Regions from separate parts of the Homo sapiens genome. Here regions 1, 2 and 4 are each linked to region 3. The links are chromatin contacts, found by Hi-C or POLR2A ChIA-PET in ENCODE. All regions are on one chromosome and are shown on one strand. The core of a region is the stretch at or near the end of the contact, and the rest is flanking DNA. Distances in the headings are between cores, read along the strand shown. Region 1 overlaps LOC105369844 (a long non-coding RNA gene). Region 2 overlaps LOC105369844 (a long non-coding RNA gene). Region 3 has its middle 74 kb from the start of NAP1L1. Region 4 overlaps LOC105369850 (a long non-coding RNA gene).

Region 1 (5,994 bases), core at 3,181-5,680, 340 kb before region 3:
AAACAAACGTGCACATAGGCAAACCTCTTAGAAGTGCAGAATGAAAGAAAGTAGCAGGTAGCAGGATGCTATAAAGCCAACTCTGAAGCAATGGGATCTCTAATAGGGGAACCCAAAAGGGTACGTTGGCTTCTGACACCACTACCACCCTTTCCAGTATGCATCAGAAGCACTGGGAATCAGGCTGTCTCTCTCTCCCTTACCTTCCCTGCTAAATGGCAGGAGCTACCCTAGCTTTGGCCTCATTTGGCTTTCCCTTGTAGACAGGTGTACTACTCTCTCAGATATTCTCACCTTTAGTACTTGAGCAGCCACTTCAAGTTCAGCAGGAATTTATGGAGCACTCGAGCTTCTGTGATAGCATCTTCTCCTGGTTCTTCAAAATCCCTGACTGTTCTTTTTCTCCTCCCCCTCATGTATTCCCCTTTCTCCATCTGCCCTTTAAATGTTGGTGTTTCCTCAACTTCTGTCCTCGGCTCATCTTACATCATATATTTACTCTCCTGTTGCAGGTTTGAGGCTGCAAACAGGAGAGTAAGTATATGGTGTAAGATGAGCTGAGGCCTAAAGGACCATGCAAATAGTGCTGGTTTCATTCTTAAGAGGGGGACTCATTCTAGACCCTTTCTGACACAGGCTGCTTTTTTCTATGGGCCCATTCAGAGTTTCATGATGAAGCACCAAACTCTCTTCACACAAAAGCAGCAGTGACTCTATATCTGGCTGCCATTTCCTGCCTTCCAATTGAAGTCTTTCCTAGTAAAGAGTTAGGACACCCCCAAACCTGGGCAGAACATATCCCCCACCCCCAACCACCAATGTCAATGGCTCAAAAGCTACACAAGTAAACCTTAAGTATTAGTAAAGCACAAATCATGTCACTTCCAGATGGAAGACTGTGTCATTCCTGAATCAAACACTCATTTGTGGTACCCATTATGGTGCCATTTGGCCCTACAAATCCTCTATACAGAAAGTGCAAATAATACACAAGTGCTCATCAGGTTAATCTGAGTGGTAGCTGTGTCCACGTGTGCCTGTCCATGCATCCCTCCCAAAGATTAGCTAAGCATCCGCTCCAAGCATCTTTCATCTGCTGAACCCTCTTGCTCTGCCTTTACTCTGGTCCTTATATCCACATCACTAAGAGGGAAGGTTAGTGTAGAAGACAGACAGGATGTATGAAGTTTGGATAACACAGGATTTGGGGAGTGTGGTCTTTCTGCCCACATGCACCCTGCCCTAAGTGAGTTATGTTCTTCTTTCCCCTTGTTTATTGCTCTGTTTTGAATTGATTCAATGAAGTATGAGATTCCAACATATTCATTCCAGCTATGAGCCTTCCTGTTCTGTGACCTCTGTAATAAGTTGCCTGGTATGGTACTTGTAGGCTATCCTTGCATCAGAGTGATTTCCCACAAGACATTTTATTGGCTTCATCTGTATTTTACCTTATGATTACATGCTACTATTCTTTTTTGCATTTTCAGATTTCCCTTTAATAATTTTGTAATCTAGAAAGTAAGTGTGCTTTTCAAAAGGGTAACATGATCTACTGTGTCTTATTGAACCCCAGGCACTAAGGGTTGAAACTAAGTTTTATCCAGACTAGTTTCCTGTGGAGCAACACAGCAAATAGGATGGTGGTCAAGTTTGCACAGGTTGGCTTCTCACCTTATGTAAGAATGTCAGAGATGGTCCACTTGCTGTCTGTCCCCTCACTCCCTGCTGTAGTCAGATGTTTATGACTTATCTGTAGACCCCAGACTCAACTAAAGCATAGGAGCAGCTCAATGCTGGGTTCTTGGTGCTAGCATCTACCGCAATTCAGGGTGAAAATACTGGGGTAGGGGAGATGACATTACGAAGACTGACTAGCCACTGGGCAAGGTGCTCACAGCCTCAGATGCTGGACACAATCAGCCGTGTGTGTCACTGTGGACTTGGCTAACTGTGAATCTCCTTCCTCTGGCATTTCCTATTTTTATTCTCAGAAGGTAACTATAATTTTAGAGGATGCAAAATGGCAATCCACACCATGTCATCGTTAAACAATTAAGGAATTTCACATTTTTTAAAATCCAGATTTCTTGCTTCTCTTGACAAATGAGAGCTCTGGACATGCAATCCCCCGTGGCAACAATAGGCTGCCCTCTTTAGATAGAATCCAACCACTCATGAGCAGTTCACTCCTTTACATTTCCTGCATCTCTCTCCTTGGCTATACTATTGGTTGCAGTATTCCTGGCTGTTGCCTCATGTTTTACAGAAAGTGCAATTAACCTGTTGTCTGTTCTCTTTGTCCAATTTGCAGGCTTCATGCGGCCCAGTTCTCTTGCCTGTGCTCTGCTCTCTGAGCATGAGTGCTGATATCCAGCCTGCCTCACTGTGCCTTTCCATCCCCCACCTTCCTGTGCATGCAGACCTCCTTACTATTGCTCTCTGCCTGGTTTCTCAGGTCCCTGTTTGACCTTGGCCAGTCTTCTAGTTGCTCTTCTCTTAAACCAATAATATGACCTGACACCAAGAACTGCTGGGGGACCTGCTTTTGATGACCTACTGCATTTTAACATAGGGGTCATCACACCAGCCTAGCAAACATTGTCAGAACCCCAGAAGCTTCTTTAAAAACTAGTCAAGTGTTTCAGTAGCCTGATACTAAATCCCTCCAGTCTGTGACCTATTCATTCGGTTGGTACCAAATGCCCCCTGAGGTTAAACAAGGCCCTGAAAAGATAATGAGATGAAATGGCTTGACCTTCAGGTGGAAGATCTCTCCTTTCCTTCCTAGCCTCTAGCTGGCTTAGATTATTTTTATCATTTTTCAAAGCAGCAACGTTTATTTCCTCTGCTTCAGTGAGCTGTGCAGATGCAAGGTCTGGAAGGAATATTTAGTGGTCGCCATGGTTACCATTAGTCATATGAAGTTATAGCGCATGTGCTGATTCCTCTCTTCACAGCTGTAAAAAGAAAGCACGCTTCAAAAAGCAGGCTTGCTAGGGCTCTGAAGACTTTAATTCTGTAATGGGTCCAGCTCCTCTGGTCATTTATCTTGATCTGCCAGTTTAATTAGCACTTTAAAGATTTTAGGCAGAGAAGATTTCATAGAACATGAAGCTAGATGGACATTTTGAGATTTAGCCTCACCTTCTGATTTTACAAATAAGGAAACTGAGGCCCAGAAAGGAGAAGGGACTTAGAGCCACACAGTGAGTCAATTAAAGTCATCAAAGGGGTATGCTTAGTAAGTACCAGGGCCAGGGCTCCTTCTAGCTCCGCTATATCTCCCAACCTAACTGGCAGACTGAGTCATGTGAAGCTCTAGGATGGACAAGGACTAAACAAGTTCAGTGCAAGGCAGGGAAATCTGATCTCACAAGAAGGGGTTGGATTCCTTAAAATGGGGCTTAAGCCAAAATCCAAAAAGGGTCTCCAAGACCATTTTAGGCTTGGAGTATCAACTGAGTTTTATGATTGGCTAAGTCCAGATGGCACAAACAACCACTATTTCAAAATGGGCTGTTCGTCTACTGGTTCTGACCAGTTTTCTAAAAAGTGGATGCCCCGCAAGTGCTGCAGCTCCTTCTGTGGGGCCTGACTTCTCGCTATCTTGCAATTTCCCTACTCTCCCAGCTCAATGTTCAATAGAACCTCACTTCCAATAAGCCCAGGACTATGGCTCTTCTGATGTTTTGCAATTGGCTAGATATAAAAATAAAATTGCACATAGAACATCTTGAACAAGGGTCAACTATCTTCACACTTTTTAATTTAAGTAAGACTTTCTGTTTGATGGACTCAATATTTAACGTGTTTTTGCCTGAATAACCTCAACATTGGATAACCTGAACAAACACTTCTTCACAGACCTTGTTTCTAGGTACTGTTCCTCACTAGAAGGAGCTAGGATTCCTTGGAGAGAGGAGGGCCAGAGCAAAGCAAGACAAGAAGGGTCTGGAATATCTTATACAAAAAAGTGTACAAAAAATGATGAAGGCTATGTCAAAAAGACTTAGGGCCAGCTTCAAGGGTACCTATTGGCTAAATTTGGGACAATTTAAGCTTCAACAAGAATTAAATGGCAGCATTGGATCTAATTCACTGAATAAAAATAAGAATCCAGCTAATCAATGTAGAAGAAGTAATAATAGTTGGTAAGTCAATCATCTTTTTTAAAAGACATCATAGTAATAACTGATTTTATCAAGATTCATCAACGGATGCTAAAGCTATAGGGTAAAAGTTTGAAGAAGACAGGATATTAAATAGTCTCAAAATATCTTCCTGTAGATTATAAAGAGAAATGGTAGTCTTCTAGTGGAGATACCTAGCAATCACCAGTTTATAAAAAGTGATCAAAGTTAATGTCATCAGTAATGTGTGCCTCTAGGTGGTGATATGTTGTTAAGGACACAACATCATTGTCATGGTATGCTTGCCAAAAGTGCATAATCTGAACTTAATGATGAGTAACCCTGAGGCAAACCCAAATCATGTGACATTTCTACCAAACGTCTGGCCTGTATACTTCAATAATGTCAATGTCCTGAAAAACAAAGCTAAGGAACTGCTTCAAATTAAAGGAGATTAATGAGCCATGACAACTAAATGCAATCTGTGATCCTGAATTGGATGCTGGTTCAGGGAGAAAACAAACAATTACAAAAACATTTTTAGGGCAATTATTAAAATTTGAGTATGATCTATATATTAAATAATAGCATGTATCAATGTTAAACGTCCTGAATTTGATGTTGGTACTATGGATCTATAAGGGGAAAAGGAGTATGATGTTTGAAACTAATACTTGAATGGGAAAGGAGGGAAGAAGAGAGAATATAAAAGAAAATGAAGAAAAGGTTAAAACAGGCAAATTCAGATGGGTTTAGAGAGTTAGTTCTTGGTACTACTCTTAAAACTTCTGTAAATTTGAAATGATTTTAAGTTAAAAAGTAAAATTTAGAAACTCTCCAATTTGAAGGGATCCTAATGCAGGTAGCAGGTAGGAGCAAACAAGACAAGCTCAAACTGACAATTTACAAGTCAAGAATTATTTAACTACAGCTCAAAGTTCTAGGCAGAAAGAAATGTATATTAATTTATTCTTTAAGAAAACATTCATTGAATAATATTAATAATAGTTAATATTTGTAAGCACTTTGTGTGGGTTACTTGGTTTCCATGTTGCAGCAGATTGCATTTTCTAAATATAAACATATTGAACTACATTCCATCCTACATGCTTTTCTTAAAATGTGATGTTTACAACTTACATCAAGAGATGGGGTATACTTTTCTTTTTCTTGAACCTGAAAAGGCCTTTAACTACTTTGACCAATATAATAGCATGGAAGAGATGGTGCATGACTTCTGGGGCTAGGCCATAAAAGGCATAGAAACTTATCTTGTCTCTTGGATTGCTTGCTCTGAGAATGAAAAGAAATGGTTATGCAAAAAATGCAATGGGGCCGGGCGTGGTGGCTCATGCCTGTAATCCCAGCACTTCGGGAGGCCAAGGTGGGCAGATCAAGGTCAAGGCCGAGGAGGTCAAGAGATCAAGACCATCCTGGCCAACATGGTGAAACCCTGTCTACTAAAAATACAAAAATTAGCTGGGCGTGGTAGCTTGTCTGTAGTCCCAGCTACTTGGGAGGCTGAGGCAGGAGAATCGCTTGAACCCAGGAGGTGGAGGTTGCAGTGAGCCAAGTTCGCGCTACTACACTCCAGCCTGGTGACAGAACGAGACTCTGTCTCAAAAAAAAAGAAAAAATGCAATGGGAACACACTGATGAGAGAAGAAATAATGTCTGAGTAAAGCTTCAAAAACAGATCTATTATGAGATCCCTCATTTGCCACATGAACCAGTGAGGGAGCTGCTGCAGGCCTACATGAGCCTACCAAACAAGCAGACACCCCTGCCTCACCTTTCCCTAAACATAATTATATTCTCTCATTGTGTTTTGTTCAAGAAAACTTGATTACATGCCTTGATA
Region 2 (5,466 bases), core at 1,415-3,914, 500 kb before region 3:
AGGATCATGTTTGTTTGCTTTGTTTTGTTTTTGGATTGTGAAGCGCTTACATTTATTGTCTGCTCATTGCCTGGCACAGAATGATCCTCAATACATATTTGTTAGATAATTTTCCCCAAACTTTTATAAGCACCCTTTCTAGTGATTTTTTGTTAGCAGTGAGGGGCAGAATGGGAGAAAGAGGACAGCCCTGCAAACTGGAGGGATAATTAGAGCTTGGAGAGTTAGAAGGAAAAGTTTCAAGCATAGGAAGAGTCAGACAAACACCACTCCCTTCAGGCACTCACATAAATGTGAGGAGGGGGCACAAGTCACCTCCCTTAGCCACTAAGATCAAAGATAATCCCAGATTGCTGGAGACTCGGGGACACCTAGACAGCATATCCTGTTTGCAAAGGTGTTATTATTACAATCTCATGGAGAAAAAAACGAATTGTCAGACACTAGATGAAGTCAGACTTCATTTGTGGGCCCAAAACCTGACAGCCCAGCAGAAGCAGCAGGGCCTGGTAAATGCTAGACCACAGTTTCCAAAACACACAGATTCTAGTTCACGAAACACACAGATTCTAATTCAGTTGGTCTGGGGAAGAGGTCAGGGGTCTACATTCTAAAAACAACCCATCCCAACACACCCCTATTCAGTTATAATATATCTCCAGATTTGGGAATTACTAGACCAAATAACTCTTAAGGTATTTTTCACTCCTGAATTTCTGTGAATCTCTAAAAATAGAATTTTTTTCAATAGAGGCTATATGAACTTCCGCTCAGGTCATGGATTATTTATTCTTTTGTTCAATAAGCATTTGATGCAAACTTTTTATTGATGAGGCACTGAGCTGCCTTTAAACACATGTGCTCCTTAGGAGTAAAGTGGGGTTGATTTGACAGAATTGTCTCTGCCCTTAATGAAGTTACAATACAATACAGTTAAAGAAATTAGATGTCCAAGAAATAATTTGGGACACATAGGGCATTATATGAACTAAAATTTCAGTTATCTTTCCATCAACATTGCCAAGCACCCTGAAAAGTCCCAAAACCACAAATAAGTTGGGTTATTCTTGACCTTTTGTGCCTTCCCCATAGCACCCCTTGTGAGATGTAACCCCTTTTTCTTCTACAGCTCTTATATGCTTTTATATCTCTATATTGTAACTCTTTGCACAAACTGCTTCTTCATCCTCAATATGTATCAAGTACATGTGTTCTGCATACAGTAGGGGTTTAAGAGTTTCAAATGAGTCAGTGGCCGACCAGAAGGGAAATGGTTTTTCAAAGTGGTTTTTGCTTTGAAAGAGGCATCTATAAGGCAATGAGGACAGAAAAGGAAATAGAAAAATGAAGCTGAGAAAAGAAAGATGCAAAGATGAAAAGTAGGGATGGTGAGGGGTGGCACAGAGATAAACTGCGGTGGTGTGGTATAAAAGCAGGAACCACATTGGTACCAGAGAGGTGGAGTTCACTGGCAAAAAGAGAAGATAAAAGACAAAAGGCTAGGGGTGGCCTTTGCCTTGGTCTTCAGAGATCTTCAATGATCTTCAATGATCTCTGAAGACCAAGTCAGAGGCCTCCCCTAGCAAGTGTTGGAAGCGAAAAGTGGAAGAGGAACTGACTCTTGTATTTTAAACTCGATCCCCCAGCCCTCCAGGAGATCCAGGTAGTGGGCAGGGAGTTATCAGAGTCATGTCATAGAGAAGTCTAAGAAACCCAGATAAGGAGATGAGGGATGAGTGTCACCAGGAAGCAGATCCCTGTATGAGAATCAGTATGTGGCAACAGAAATCAAACCACTTTCAACTAGACCCAAACTTAATGTAAAGACACATCTTCTAATATATCCCAACAGGGCTGAAATTAATCCTAGAGATGGAGAGTTTTGAACCTGCAGGGTAGGATAGGCAAATGATTACACTTGACTAACTAAATGGACCTTGAGGTTGACTTGCCAACACCCAGACCCACTATCTTACCTACGTTTTTGTCCATGGAGGCAAACCAAGAGGACAGGGGATGCTGACTCCAGGCTGGCTCCACACATAAAGCATGCTCTTAGGGCCTAAAAAATCAGAGTATTTTTACCATCTGGCCCAAGACAAATATTTGGGCTGCAAGGCAGGAGGGAGCATTTGCCTGAGGTTTTGGGTCAAATAGTAACAGGTTTTTCAGGCAGTGGGTGTAGACCTGGGAGTTGTTGGCAGCCATGTTGGGACAAAAGCATAGCAGCTTTGGCACAAAGCTGCATCACTCACCACTGAGTATCAGAGAAAAGGACAGAAACCAAGTCCTTGGTGATGCAATTTTGTGACTGGATCAAACCAATCCTGACACCTATACACTTCTGAATTTCCAGTTATGTGAGCCAACAAATCTTCTTTATGGCATAAGCCAGTTTAATTTGTGTTTTCTGATATGGTAACTGGATGCATTCTAACTGAGACAACCTTCAAAGTGATCAGGTAGGTGTTCATGGAGAACAGAACCTGGCAAAACATGCTGGAGAAACCAGGGAAGTCAAAGATCAGAGAAGGCTGGTGTAGCCAATGAAAACTACACAAGTATCTTGAGAAGTGTCTCTGAAGAAAAGGTAGATGTGGCAGATGAGGAAGAGAGTAGGCCTTGCCATCTGCAAGAAGGGTGTGACCCACCACACAGGAATGGGCTAGGACCAGCTGAGCATGGCCCTTCCCTTCCCTTGTCTGACAGTTATGGAAAGGAATTCTTTCATTTCCTGGTGAGCAGCAGCTCTACCCATTGCATCAGCTTGCTGTGCTCGCCTGGTGTCTGCTCCTTAATCAGACATGGGAGCCAGGGCAAGTGAATGCCAAGTTGTGAAAATAGAAGAACAGGTAAATGGAAGTTCTCTCCAATTTGCATCTGGAGTAACACAGGGGTGATAGATGTGAGAAAGCCAAATTGCTAGGTAATGTACACATCAGGCATAGCTTGCTGCAGTATGATATGGTCATGAACAACTTTCTTTGAGAAATTTGCCTCGACTATCAAATGTGGTTTTCTTTTCCTTTAATGTTCTATAATTAGTTAATAAAAATGTCTGTAATCCAAATTAATATCCATAATGTACCAATCAAAATCAGAGATGTATGATATACTCAGACTGGAGATGCTGCTCTTCCACAATTCTACAAACAGGCATTTGCCCCAGGTCCTCGGTGGCTCCACAAGCCCCTTGTGTGAACATGAAACAGCCCATAGAGCAGAAAGAAAGGCAAAAATAAGACTCAGTGGGTCGGGCACAGTGGCTCATGCCCGTAATCCCAGCACTTTGGGAGGCCAAGGCAGGTGGATCACTTGAGGTCAGGAGTTCAACACCAGCCTGGCCAAAATGGTGAAACCCCACCCCTGAAAAAAAATTAGCTGGGCATGGTAGCGCATGCCTGTAATCTCAACTATTTGGGAGGGTGGGGCAGGAGAATAGCTTGAACCTGGGAGGCAGAGGTTGCAGTGAGCCAAGATTGCATCACTGCACGCCGGCCTGGGCGACAGAGTGATACTTTGTCTCAAAGTAAGTAAGAAAGAAAGTAAATAAATAAATAAATAAATAAATAAATGAGACTCAATGAAAATCTAGAATTTAAATGGTAAATTTCTTAGAAGTGAGCCCCTCTTGATTCCCCTCTGGTTTTCAAAAGGAAATCCTCATTCATAAAATGTCTGAAAATGACTTTCATAATTGAAGCTGTGACTCTTAGTTTGGGGCCCTAGCATGCCAGCAATTCAGTCAGATTATCTGAAATAATGATTTATCATTGCAGATAGTCCAGCAATAATTTCAGATACCACAGCCTCTGCTGACACTTTTCAGATGTTTTCCTTATGATAAATTTATCTGTTTTTACTTTTTTCATTAAATGTATCTGCTCTGGTGTCTTTGTTCCTTCTTCCATTAGTCTGGAAATCCTTGTGCAAGCCTGAGCCATAAGCTATCCCTCCATCTCTTGAAGAACACAGTAATGGAGTAAGAATTCATAAGTGTATGCCTCAGAATCCTCAGATATCTGGGACCTGGGAGTCTCAAAATCGAGGCTATGCAGAGCTGGATAAAATAAAACTAGAATCAGGGTCCCCTGAGTCGTGGAAACTACTCCAGTATCCAAATGTATCTGAGCCTCTTTGCACATCCAGGGAAGACTAAAAGTATTTTCCAGCCTATGAAATCAATTTCTTACAAAGATAAAAGGAAATTATTGTTGGTCTTTTTACTTTATGACCTACCTCTTTGTAATAAGAATTGAGGCAAATTTGTCATCAAATGCTCTTTGCAGAGAGGTAGGATGTCATAATGGAGGGAGCCCAGGCCCTGAGGTTAGACATAAATGGAGATGAATACAAGTTCCCTCACTGATCAGCTCTATGCCTTCTGGCAAGTTACTTAATCTCTCTGACCCTTGCTCTCCTTTGCTATAAAAAGGGGTTATTGATACCTGCATTTTGGGCATGTTATATGGATTAGGAATAATCTATTAAAAATGCATAGCATAGTGGCTGGTACAAAGTAGACATTCAACAAATTACAGTTATTATCATCATTTTCAAAGTAAATTAGTTTAAACATTTAGGAATCGGTTTATGCTTCCAGATGACTACATAAACCTGAGAGATTTTTTTTTTTTTTTTGCCCCATATAAATTTTCTGTAATTGTATACACTGGCTGTGAATCCAGTTATGAATCGAGAATAATATATTTAAAGTAATCTTATTCCAGATTAAAAATAAATTCTAATGGTTTGCCTCAAAAAGAGAAACAATCAAGCTTCCCATTAAGACAAATTCAGTAACCACAAAAGCATGCAGAGCTAGACAAAAGAAGATAGTACTATTCTTTCCACGAGTGTGTGACTCATTTTCAACTCAAAGATGGTGCACAGGAAACAAACGCTCATTTACCCACTAGGCTGCTCGGAGCCTGCAGGGATACAGACAACACCCCACTCATATTTTGCACATTCAGGCAAAATGTTATGTCCTTCCTCACTGGATTCAGTCCCATTTTTGCAGGTGTAACTTTTATAAGCAAGACTGAAAAGAAAAAAGAAAAAAACATGTCATTTGGGAGTGCATTCAAAGCCCATTAAGATGACACATTCACTCGTATTTCTCTTTAACCTTCAGGCCACAGGACAGCCTCCCAACCCAGCTAAAGAATCAAGGGCGGAAGGCCAAAATCATCTGAAAACAAATATGATACTTCAAAAATGTCTGAAAAGGACAGGTGTGCTTTTCAAGAAGGCTTTCCCTCAGTGGCTTTACCTTTTGTGTGCGGCCCGGATGTAGCTGATAAACCAAGGCTTTCTGACTTTGCAGCTTGATAGATATAATTTTCATAGTATATGGAAAGATAATGCACCCAATGTATTGGACAGTTGTCCCTGTGTTATCAAGCAGTGTGTTCTCTTATTTCACTAACAAATGTCCAGACAAACACACATTGTGGCAAATGC
Region 3 (5,194 bases), core at 1,088-3,587:
AAAAACCCCACTTAATATTCATGAATTGTAAAGGCCTTCACTGAAATGAGCACTTCTGGAAAAACTGAATATAATCATCAAAACAGTCACCATTTATCTGGTACATAGCTTGAGTTAATTAGACAATGATCAAAGGATTCATGTTCTGCCTGCAAACCACGCACTCAGAGGTGCAATGAGAATTAAGGAATGAGCCTTAAGAAGTCATTCAACCATTCCAAATCTTACAAAGCCTGCAGTACTAAAGGAGTACTAGAGAAGAATCCACTGGTTGTCTTTTAAGTGGTAAAGCAACACAAGCACCAAGAACTTCAGTTGGTCCTGAAATTCTCTGCTTCCATTTAAGAGCTGCTTCTAAATGTGGCAGCTCACCCACTGTCTAATTAAAATGCCTTCCCAGAACAGCTTCAAATCTGACAAGGGTGAATAGTTGCCAAATGGGCTTCTTTCTTTGCTGGATCTGTAGGTAATTTGCCTCCAGCTAACAAGAATTGGCACTAAACACCAAAAATGGGATAATGAAGGCCTTTGGACACTGGGTAAGGACTGTTCTATGATGCTCAAGTGTGGAATGAGCACTGTAGTGTGAGCCCAGATTATTCTGTCCATAAACTCGGCAACTGCATGTTGGGCAATTCTATGTTACAAGGTAGCCCGAATGTTACTCAGATGAACAGTACTCTAGTGTATGCAATGGTTTCTAGTTTATTTTGTGATGATGTACAACATCCGGTTTATGTTTCTATTTGTAGATCAAGAAGAAAAAATAACCATGGGGCAAAGGACTAGTGTTGGGAGATTTGTGTTCAGGTTCTGGCCCAGTTATTGATTCTCTTTTCTGGATTAAACTTTGGGCTCCTGTTTCCTTGTCTGTGAAATAAATGGTGGGAGACAAAGATAAATTAAGGATTTCTAAAGTATGTTTCCAGTTCCAACAGCTTCTTATTTTATAGCTAAAGGTAGTAAGAACCAACAACTTTCACTCTTTGGATTAAAGTGCTCTATGCATCAAATCCCAGTGGGTTTTAAAATTATACTGAATCTAGGCCAGGCACAGTGGCTCATGTTTGTAATCCCAGCACTTAAGGAGGCCGAAGTGAGAGAATTGGTTGAGGCCAGGAATTCGAGACAAGTCTGGGCAACAAAGTGAGATCCCATCTCTACAAAAAATTAAAAAATTAGCCAGACTGGTGGGCTCCCTTAGCCTCAGCTACTTGGGAGGCTGAGGTGGGAGATTGCTTGAACCTGAGAGGCGGAGGCTGCAGTGAGCCAAGATCACATCACTGCACTCCAGCCTGGGTGACAGAGCGAGACTCCACCACACACACACACACACACACACAAAATCAGCAAACTTTGAGTAAAGCAGATTCCCCCTCCATTCCCTCTATTATGTCAGTGGGCCTCATCCAATCAGTGGAAAGGCCTTAGTAGAAAAAGACTGCGGTCTCTCGAGGAAGAAGGGAATCTGCTGCTAGACTGCATTCGGACTCGCAACTGCAACAACTCTTTCCTAGGTCTCCAGCCTGTCAGCCTACCCTGCAGATTTTGGATTTTCTAGCCTCCACAATTGTGTGAGCCAATTTCTTAAAATAGATCTCTCTCCATCTCTTTCTCTCTCTCTCTCTCTTTCTCTCTCTCTATATATATAAAATATGAGGAACCTAATAAAAATATATTCTATATATAGTTAAGGAACTTGTTCATTAAATACATGTATTATATACTAGAGAGAGATTTATTTTAATGAATTGGCTCACACAATTATGGAGAAACCAACATGATGTGTGTGTGTGTGTGTATATTTATATATAGGTTTTAGGTTGTGTACTATATATATCATATATAGTATGTGTATATATATATAATGTGTATATATTATATATACTATGTTGTGTATACATACTCTATGTAATATATACCATATATATGTGTCATGTAAACATGGATTCTCTTTTTCTCCCAACACAACCTCAGGAGGTAGATATGAGGAAACTGTGGTTCACAGAGGTTAAGGAGCTTGTCCAAGTGTACATAGCTAGCAAGAGGTAGATGCAAAATTGTAAGAACCACGCTGTCTCCATAACGCATGTGAAGACTCTTAGTTTATGCCCAGAAGAGGGAAGCTGCTCAATATTAATTCTCTTCCGTTTTCCTCTTCCACTGCCTTTTGTCTGATTACTCAGCTGTTTCTGCTAATGTCAGAGCCAGTGAAAGCCACGAAGTGTCGTACCATTCAATTTATAGCTCTCGTGCCATCAGGAATCTGCTCCAAGGTGATTCATGCTGTGACATTCTAGCCAGAAACTGAATCTGAAAGCAGCAACTAACTGTTCCACCACAGGATCTTGGGTTGCCTCAGTTTTCACGCCTACTAGTGGTCAGTTATGGGAGTGTGGTGACCCACTGAACACAGCCGCAGTCTACACTGCTGAATTCATACCCAGAGCCAACCACAGGCCTGTGCGTTGGAATGCACACCTCATTGTCTCCACTTTCATGGTGTAATTTAGAAGTGAGAAGGGAGAGTGGGTAGTGGTCTGAACCTTCCTTTCTGGCTTGGTGCTGCTCAGAGAGCAAGCTGTCTTTCTCATTTGGTAGTCTTGGTTTGGAAGCCGTAAGTGAAACAAGAACCATCCACTCTCTGTTTCTTCTCTCTTCTCCTTTGAAACCACGAAAGAGATCTGTTCCATTAGCACAAAGAATGCATTTATGCATTTTAAGTGGTTCTTTGGCAAACCAGAGGGCTGTTCTATGACAGGCTACAGACATTGTCTGTAGCTATTCATCAGATTGATAGGTGTCCTTATAATATCGATATCCCCAAATGTAACTTCATCTCCTTGTAAATTCATCGCAGTGGGGATGCTAATGTTGGCACCAAGCTATTCTATAATTTTAAGGGAAGAGGTTTTGAGAGTCCTCTGCAGTTGGCATAACACATGTTATATCCATGCTTGGATTTTGATATACTGAAATAATTTAAAATTTGAGATAATTCTACAAAGACTGGTTTATTTCAAGTTGATTACTTCCCGACTTCCAGTATGTAACATAGGCACCATTATCTTTTTAATTAAGCTGTTGCTGTAAAGCATATTTTAAAAAGGCCATTTAAAACTTTAAGACTGTATTATACATTTTTATGGTCTGATGCAATGAACAATGTTTGGCATCTGTTATATTGTATCTACAAACACAGTGTATAGCATGGGACAAAGTTACAAACATTGGAGCTTTAACTCCTTTCCCGTCTCCTGTCCCTCCATTCTTCCTAAATGATACCAAATTCTTTTCTGGTCCACAAACACGTCATTCTCTTTCATGTCTTGCATGTGCTGTCTCCTTGGTCTACAACGATCCTTCCATCCTTCATCCCCCTCCTCCTACTACACTTCACAAATTGCTGTTCACCCTTTGACACTCAGATTAAATGTCACCTCCCTCAGGAAGCCTCTTATGATTTCCTATGCTACTTCCTTGGAGCTTAATATCTATTTCCTATAATTTTCCAAAGGCATATAAATTCAAATAAAGTTATCCCTAAACTGTCTGCCAAGCAATCTTAGAAGACATGTAGAGAGCTTGAATGAAATCTGTGCTTCCAAGAAGGAAGCATGTGATGAGCATAGACAGTTCTATTCAAAGCCTTGAGGACAAAACAATATCCTCCAGGATTCTGCTTTCCCCTAACACCCAGATGGCAGGACTAATACCAGACTCCTGGAAGAGGATTTGGAAAGTGCTGGAAAACAGAAAAAAAAAATTACCCTTGATCCAATTATCCAGTAATAACCTTTGTTGATGTTTAGTAAATTTCTTTGTTTTTTGTTTTGTTTTCAATATATGTGTCTATAGACACTTTGGTTCTCTCTATTCCTGAGGCCACAGAACAAATACCCACTTCAATCAAGCTCATTGGGCCTTGCCTTTTTTTTAGTAAAGTTTTTACTGAAGTATAACATACATACACAAAAATTCACACACAAATCCAGTGTACAGATTGATTACTTTCTACAAAAATAACTTACCTGTGCAACCAGCACCTGGATAAAAAAACAGTATTTTACCAATGGCCTAGAAGTCTTCCTTGAGCATATTTTTAGTTATTACCTTCCCTCCAAAGGTAAGCATATGCATACTTCTCACACTAGATTATATTTTTGCCTGTTTTGGAACTTTGCACAAATGTAATCATCCAGTATATGTTTTTTGTTTGTTGGGCTTCTTTTGCTCAATGGTAAGTTTATGCAATTCATCTATGTTGCTGCAGGAAGCAATAGACAGTGTATCCTCAGGTAGTATTACATTTTATGAATATACTACAATTTGTCAATTCATTCTACTGTTGGTTGACATTTGGGTTGTTTTCAACTTTTGGCTACTATTGAGACAGCAGGCTAGTTGATTCCCTATTTTAAGATGATCTGGAGGAAAAGGACAAAAGCCCCTCACTCAAGCTCTAGCTTATCTAATTCTCAGCCAGTCAGTAACAAAAGACCCAAGAAGCTATTAATGTCAAGCTCCTATTTCAGGGGGCTAGGGACTTCCTCAGAGCCCTGCATGCGCAGTTAGGCTTAAAACTCTAACCTAAAGTTACTCCTTCCTCATTTTCATGCTAAAATTCATGCCTAGAGGTGGAAATTTAAAATGTTAATGCTACATACAATGTATGAAGCAGCATGCTGAGCCACTGCACACGTACTAGAAAAAACCCTCCTATACATGTCCTCATGGAAGCCCTACTTATAGAAAGATGCTATAAAACTAACCTACACACCACCCTGGGGAGCAGCCCATTCCTTTTCCCTTATCAGTGCTGGCTCCCTTGTGCACAAGCTGAAATAAACTTTCCTTTGCTGTAATGTTTGGTGATTTCTCTTGATTTCTCTTCTGGGAGATTGCAAGAATCCAGGGTGGTGGTAACATGACAGTTAGTACTGCTCTAAAAATTCTTGAACATGTCTTTTAATGCATATATATATATATATATATACGCATTTCTATTAATACCTAGGAGTAGAACTGCAGGGTCATAGAATATGTTTATGTTCACCTTTTAGTAGATTCTGCCAAATAGTTTTCCATTGTATCCATTTATGCTCCCATTAGAAAATCAATTGCTCCACATTCTCTCCAACACCTCATATTGCCTATCTTTTTGATGTTAACAATTCAGGTGGGATGTATTTCA
Region 4 (5,287 bases), core at 1,431-3,930, 430 kb after region 3:
CCTGCGAAACAATATCTGATTGAATCCTCAAAACAACTCTGTGAGACAATACATGAGAATAGTCTAGGTTGTGCTGCAGTTGGGAGAAAAAGCAAATGTTTAACAAAAAGTTAGCTCTGGCTGCAGGCAACTCTCCAGGCAACTGTCTTCCATGCAACAACGTGATAATCCAGGCAGCTTCAACCTTGTGGTGCTGCCATCTTAAGATGAATCTTTTTCCATGGTTGCCACAGTCGGGAAAGAAAAAAATTTCATATCGACCTTTTACTGCCACATCCTGAAGGTGACACACGTAAAATCTACAGTTTTCACTGGCCAGACCAAGTCACATGGCTCCATTCAGTTGTAGGGTCGCTGAGGAATACAGTCAATCCACTGAGTGGCCAGAAAGGAAAGAGAAGTAAATATTGATTAACAAAGCAATATGTAGCATAAATAGCTATTATGACTGTTGTTTTTATATAGGTGAAGAAATGTAGGCTTAGAAAAATTAAGTTATTCATCCAAAGGTACATATAAGGTAAGTAGGGGAGCCTCAGCATATGGACCTATCTGACTCCAGAGCCTGTGCCTAACTTCTATCTTCCATTACCTCCCAGCACCGCACTGGAAGCCTGGCAGAACCTAGCCACCACTAGGGATATTTAATTCAATTCATATACATTCAGTTCAATTCAAATCAGCATATATTTGCTAAATGCTTTCTCTTTGCCAGGCATTGCAGCTGCATCTGGAGGAGGGTTGAGCTATTTCACCATATAGATCTCCTACGACTTTGAGACTGTGATGTAAAGAAATAGGCAACTGTGATGGTTATTTTATTTGACAACTTGGCTGGGCTGTGGTACCCAGATATTTGGTTAAACGTTATTCTGGATGTTTTGGTGAAGGTGTTTTTGGATGAGATTAACATTTTAACCAGTGGATTTTAAGTAAAGCAGATTACTTTCCATAATATGGACGGGCCTCATCAATCGGTTGAAGGCCTTCATAAATCAAAGACTGACCTCCCCAGAGAAGGAAGGAATTCTGCCAGCAGGTTGCCTTTGGACTCAAGCAGAAACTGAGTCCCCACAATCATGTGTGCCAATTCCTTAAAATAAACATCTATATCTATAATATCTATATGTATACACATTCTGTTGGTTTGGTTTCTCTGGACAACCCTAACTAATATAACAAGCTTAAAAATTAGTTCTATAAAACAGGGCTAAGAAATGATTCTTTATTATACTTTAAGAACAAGATCCTCTGCAATCCCTATTTACTTTTATCTTTGAATGTTAAGTAAAAATAGCAGAATTCTAAAATAACCTACAGAAATAAGTCAAGATTCATTATATTTTCTATAATACAAGAAGTTTTACAAAGCTATTCATCATAAAATACATAAATTTTTGCAAGGAACCTTGTGGACTGAAAAAACAGCCAAAACAAATCTGCCACATACAGGCCCCAGAATGTGGTTTTATAATCTGTCCACTTAGGAAACTGTTCCAATTATCTTCACAAATTCAGTATTGTGAGAATGTGTCTAGGTGTTAATTATCATTTTAGAAGGAAGTCAGCTCTCCTACACAGCTAAGAATGCTAACAGTCTCCAATTTTAACTTGTTCTCTTATACAAGATGCTGTTTTGGGAAGTATTTAGTTGCCCCCTGCTGGCCATACAATTGCAGGATTCATTTTTTAAAAAGTTCTCAGTAGATTGCAGATGATAATGATAAACTTCTGAAGAGATGCATTCAACTTTTTCATCAGATGAATTCACAATAGACTTCCAATGCTCAATTGAGATACGTAAGTTAATAAAAAAAATTTTTTTCCCCACCACCTGGTATAGGGTGAAATGTTCCAGCAGGAAGACTTTAAGCTAGATCAGTGGGAGAACAGGATGAGATGTAGGAGGAGTGACTGAGGGGCTTCACAGGCTCCCTTTCTTCTTTAACTTTTGTTTTAGGTTGAGGAGTACATGTGCACGTTTGTTATATAGGTAAACTCATGTCATGGGGGTTTGTTTTACAGATTATTTCGTTACCCTGGTACTAAGCCTAGTACCCAGAAGTTATTTTTTCTGCTCCTCTCTCTTCTCTCACCCTCCACCCTCAAGTAGGCCCCAGTGTCTGTTTTTCCCCTGTTTGTGTCCATGAGTTCTCATCATTTAGCTCTCACTTATAAGTGAGAACATGCAGTATTTGGTTTTCTGTTCCTGTGTTAGTTTGGTAAGGCTAATGGCCTCCAGCTCAATCCATGTTCCCACAAAAGACATGATCTCATTCTTTTTTATGGCTGCATAGTATTCCATGGTGTCTATGTACCACATTTTCTTTATTCAGTCTACCATTGATGGGCATTTAGACTGATTCCATGTCTTTGCTATTGTGAATAGTGCTGCCCAAAATTCCTAAACACAATTTTCTTTCTATAATACTCATGTCATATTTTATGTCTCTTCATATCCTTTTTAAAACCATATGGAAATAATTTACCAAATTGAGAGGAAAAAAACACTTGTTCAAGAAGCTTAAAAACTATATTTTTATCCTGTCTCTGCTACTAACTCTCAGGCTAATCTTGAGCAAGACTCTTTAACTTTTGGCAGTGATAAATATGTTTACAAATTTTGATTTTCATTCCCGAAAGTTTCTTCATGCTATTTTGTAATTTCTTCTTCCTGCCACTCTTGGGACTTTCCCATCCTCAAGTTACCACTGATCCACTCTCTGTCACTGCAGATTAATTTGCATTTTCTTGATAAGAAAATTATTTTATTTTATTTATTTATTTTTGTTTTGAAACAGAGTTTCGCTCTTTTTGTCCAGGCTGGAGTGCAATGGCGTGATCTCAGCTCACTGCAACCTCTGCCTCCCAGATTCAAGTGACTCTCCTGCCTCAGCCTCCCAAGTAGCTGGGATTACAGGCACGTGCCAACATGCCTGGCTAATTTTGTATTTTTAGTAGAGATGGGGTTTCATCATGTTGGCCAGGCTGGTCTCAAACTCCTGACCTCAGGTGATCTGCTAGCCTCGGCCTCCCAAAGTGCTGCGATTACAGGCATGAGCCACCATGCCTGGCCGAAGAAAATAATTTTTAAGCTTACTAGCTAAGACACTTTATAAAATGAGATATGGAAAAAATGTAAATGCTTTATAAATATTTTTAAAAATTGAGTTTCCCTATCTTGAAACCTGAGGTGCAGTGTGATGCAGTGGTTAAAAGCTTAACCTTGGGGCCAGGCACGGTGGCTCACACCTGTAATCCCAGCACTTTGGGAGACTGAGGCAGATGGATCACCTGAGTTCAGGAGTTCGAGACCAGCCTGGCCAACATGGTGAGACCCCATCTCTACTAAAAATTTAAAAATTAGCCAGGCATGGGGGTGCATGCCTGCAATCTCAACTACTTGGGAGGCTGAGGCAGAATAATTGCTTGAACCTGGGAGACAGAGGTTGCAGTAAGCTTAGATAGCACCACTGGAAAAAAAAAAAAAAAGCAAAAAGCTTAAACTTTTAAGCCAGCAAATGCGGGCCTAGGTCTTGGGTCTTGGCTCTGTTATTTACTAGCTGTATGATGTTGGGCAAGTTACTCAACACCCTGAGGTTAACAGTTTCCCCATGCTTAGAGAAACAGATAATAATAGCATCTATCCTCATAAAGATGTTGTGCAATTGCATACAAAACACTTAGCTCAGTGCTGGGCCTGTACATAAAAAACCTCAGGGTTGACTACCAATGGTAGTCATCTATCTTTAGACATTTCAAAGAGCATCACCTTAATTCTAAGAAAAGGAAATGAGAAATGAGAACCCTGGCCATGCAGCCAGTGCAATCCTAAGGCAATCATTTTAGAAATGTTTTGTGAGGATTATCATAGTTCACTGTGTCAGACATGGTATCCAGCTGACTCTGACTCAAGCCCTTTTCTTAAGCACCCCATTGGTTTTCTTTCCTCATAACTCTTTCTCCAAGTGTCATGGTATCCCTTTCTTTGTAATTCCATTCCTCCCCCTCAAACATATGACCTGACAGTCATCTCATTTCACCTTTGTGATTTGACATATAACTTGGCCAGAGCAGAGTGATAGTCATCACTTGAGATGGCAGGCATGGTGGAAATAGAGATAATTGAAGAAACAAGGCTTATTTGTGAAAAATGTTCTTTAATAGTTTTATCCCTTGTATTCAAGTACTTCTGTTGCTCTTTTTTGAGCTCTGCCAGGTTTACACTTATTAAATTTCTCTCCCTACAATGGAAACTACTTGAACCCCACTTGCCAGCCTAGCCCAATTTAGTATCTTGGGCCAATTCTAATTTTATGAAAGAGAGAGTTAAGATGCTGTATCTTGAGATTTGCATAGAGAAAGCACCTTTAGCATGCTTTCTTCCATGAACTTTTAGCACTGCCTCATTATAGTGTAGAGAAATATATGGGTAGGGGGTAATTAATTTCTGAGGAGGAGAACCTCCTGCCTACCATCCCTCCTAACTTGTAGCATACCATTTATACAAGTTTATTCTCTTCTGCTATCTTAGCCTGGCTTCTTCCCTGAAATCGGAGTCTGAGACAATAACTTCTGTGCGGATAGTTGATTTTGGGAAGAGATCCCAGTGAATAGGAGTGAGGGGCTAGGAAAATTAAGACATGAAAGGAAGGAAAGCTAACTCAAGAATACATTAATCAATCTGAACATTGTTGTAGGTAACTCAGGCTCATTTCTCTGGATCTTTGAATAGCTACCTAGAATTGTCTGCCTTCCCCCAATGTGGCAGACATATCCTAAGGTAACCCCCAATGATCTCTGCCTTCTGGTATTAATGACCTTCTTTATGCCCCTCACCGTAAGACTGGGTAGAACTTGTGAACTGCTTCCAGCCAGAAGAATAAGGCAAAGGTGATAGGATGTTACTCCCATGATGTAATGTAATACATGCATTACAATATATGACAAATGTGATGGGATATCACTCCCATGATTATGTTATATTATGTAAGAATCTGTCTTGATAGCCGACTCACTCTCTCACTTTCCTGCTGGTCTTGAAGAAACAAGTTGTCATGTTATGAACTGCCTATCGGAGAGGACCATGTGGCAAAGAACTCAGAGGTGGCTTGTAGAAGCTGAGAGCCAACAGAAACAAAACAAAACAAAATCTTGAAGCTCTCAGTCCTGTGACTGTAAGGAAATGAATTCTCCCAACAACTTGAGAGAGTTTGGAAGAAGATTCTTCTTTCTTCAGGCTTTCAGATGGGAACATGGTCCAACCAACACCTTCACTGTAGCCTGG

Evidence for each region. Hi-C counts contacts between places; a loop is a spot of excess contacts on that map. ChIA-PET counts read pairs that join two places held with the same protein, here RNA polymerase II (POLR2A). Pooled maps may share reads with other maps.
Region 1: a pooled map shows a loop between it and region 3 (6-fold over the local background). The contact joins two enhancer-like sites. A Hi-C loop is called at or near these places in 5 of 50 pooled maps. POLR2A ChIA-PET finds 5 or more read pairs at or near these places in 2 of 52 experiments (H1 and activated T-cell).
Region 2: a loop to region 3 is called in a pooled map, with 2.1 times the contacts of the local background. The contact joins two enhancer-like sites. A Hi-C loop is called at or near these places in 12 of 37 single-sample maps with no recorded cell type and 11 of 50 pooled maps.
Region 4: a map of HepG2 shows a loop between it and region 3 (29-fold over the local background). The contact joins two enhancer-like sites. A Hi-C loop is called at or near these places in 4 of 168 maps with a recorded cell type or tissue (B cell, CD4-positive, alpha-beta memory T cell, HepG2 and 1 more), 2 of 37 single-sample maps with no recorded cell type and 11 of 50 pooled maps. POLR2A ChIA-PET finds 5 or more read pairs at or near these places in 1 of 52 experiments (CD8-positive, alpha-beta memory T cell).

Annotation. Positions count from the first base shown.
Region 1 is chr12:75,812,663-75,818,656 of GRCh38, forward strand. The region is part of intron 1 of LOC105369844 (a long non-coding RNA gene); the gene reads right to left. Among named protein-coding and RNA genes, the nearest start is that of PHLDA1-AS1, 210 kb to the right of the region's middle. RefSeq lists a silencer at 2,861-2,920. Within about 2 kb of position 4,431, at least 2 of the 41 ENCODE cell types and tissues checked have a DNase peak (open chromatin) inside an H3K27ac peak, as active enhancers do.
Region 2 is chr12:75,654,132-75,659,597 of GRCh38, forward strand. LOC105369844 (a long non-coding RNA gene) reads right to left here. Exons shown (of 16, transcript XR_007063375.1): 8 at 4,913-5,044. Among named protein-coding and RNA genes, the nearest start is that of KRR1, 150 kb to the left of the region's middle. Within about 2 kb of position 2,665, at least 6 of the 41 ENCODE cell types and tissues checked have a DNase peak (open chromatin) inside an H3K27ac peak, as active enhancers do.
Region 3 is chr12:76,156,539-76,161,732 of GRCh38, forward strand. No RefSeq gene overlaps it. Among named protein-coding and RNA genes, the nearest start is that of NAP1L1, 74 kb to the left of the region's middle. Within about 2 kb of position 2,338, at least 10 of the 41 ENCODE cell types and tissues checked have a DNase peak (open chromatin) inside an H3K27ac peak, as active enhancers do.
Region 4 is chr12:76,585,336-76,590,622 of GRCh38, forward strand. All of the region lies in intron 3 of LOC105369850 (a long non-coding RNA gene), which reads left to right. Among named protein-coding and RNA genes, the nearest start is that of OSBPL8, 28 kb to the left of the region's middle. RefSeq lists a silencer at 3,820-4,020. Within about 2 kb of position 2,681, at least 3 of the 41 ENCODE cell types and tissues checked have a DNase peak (open chromatin) inside an H3K27ac peak, as active enhancers do.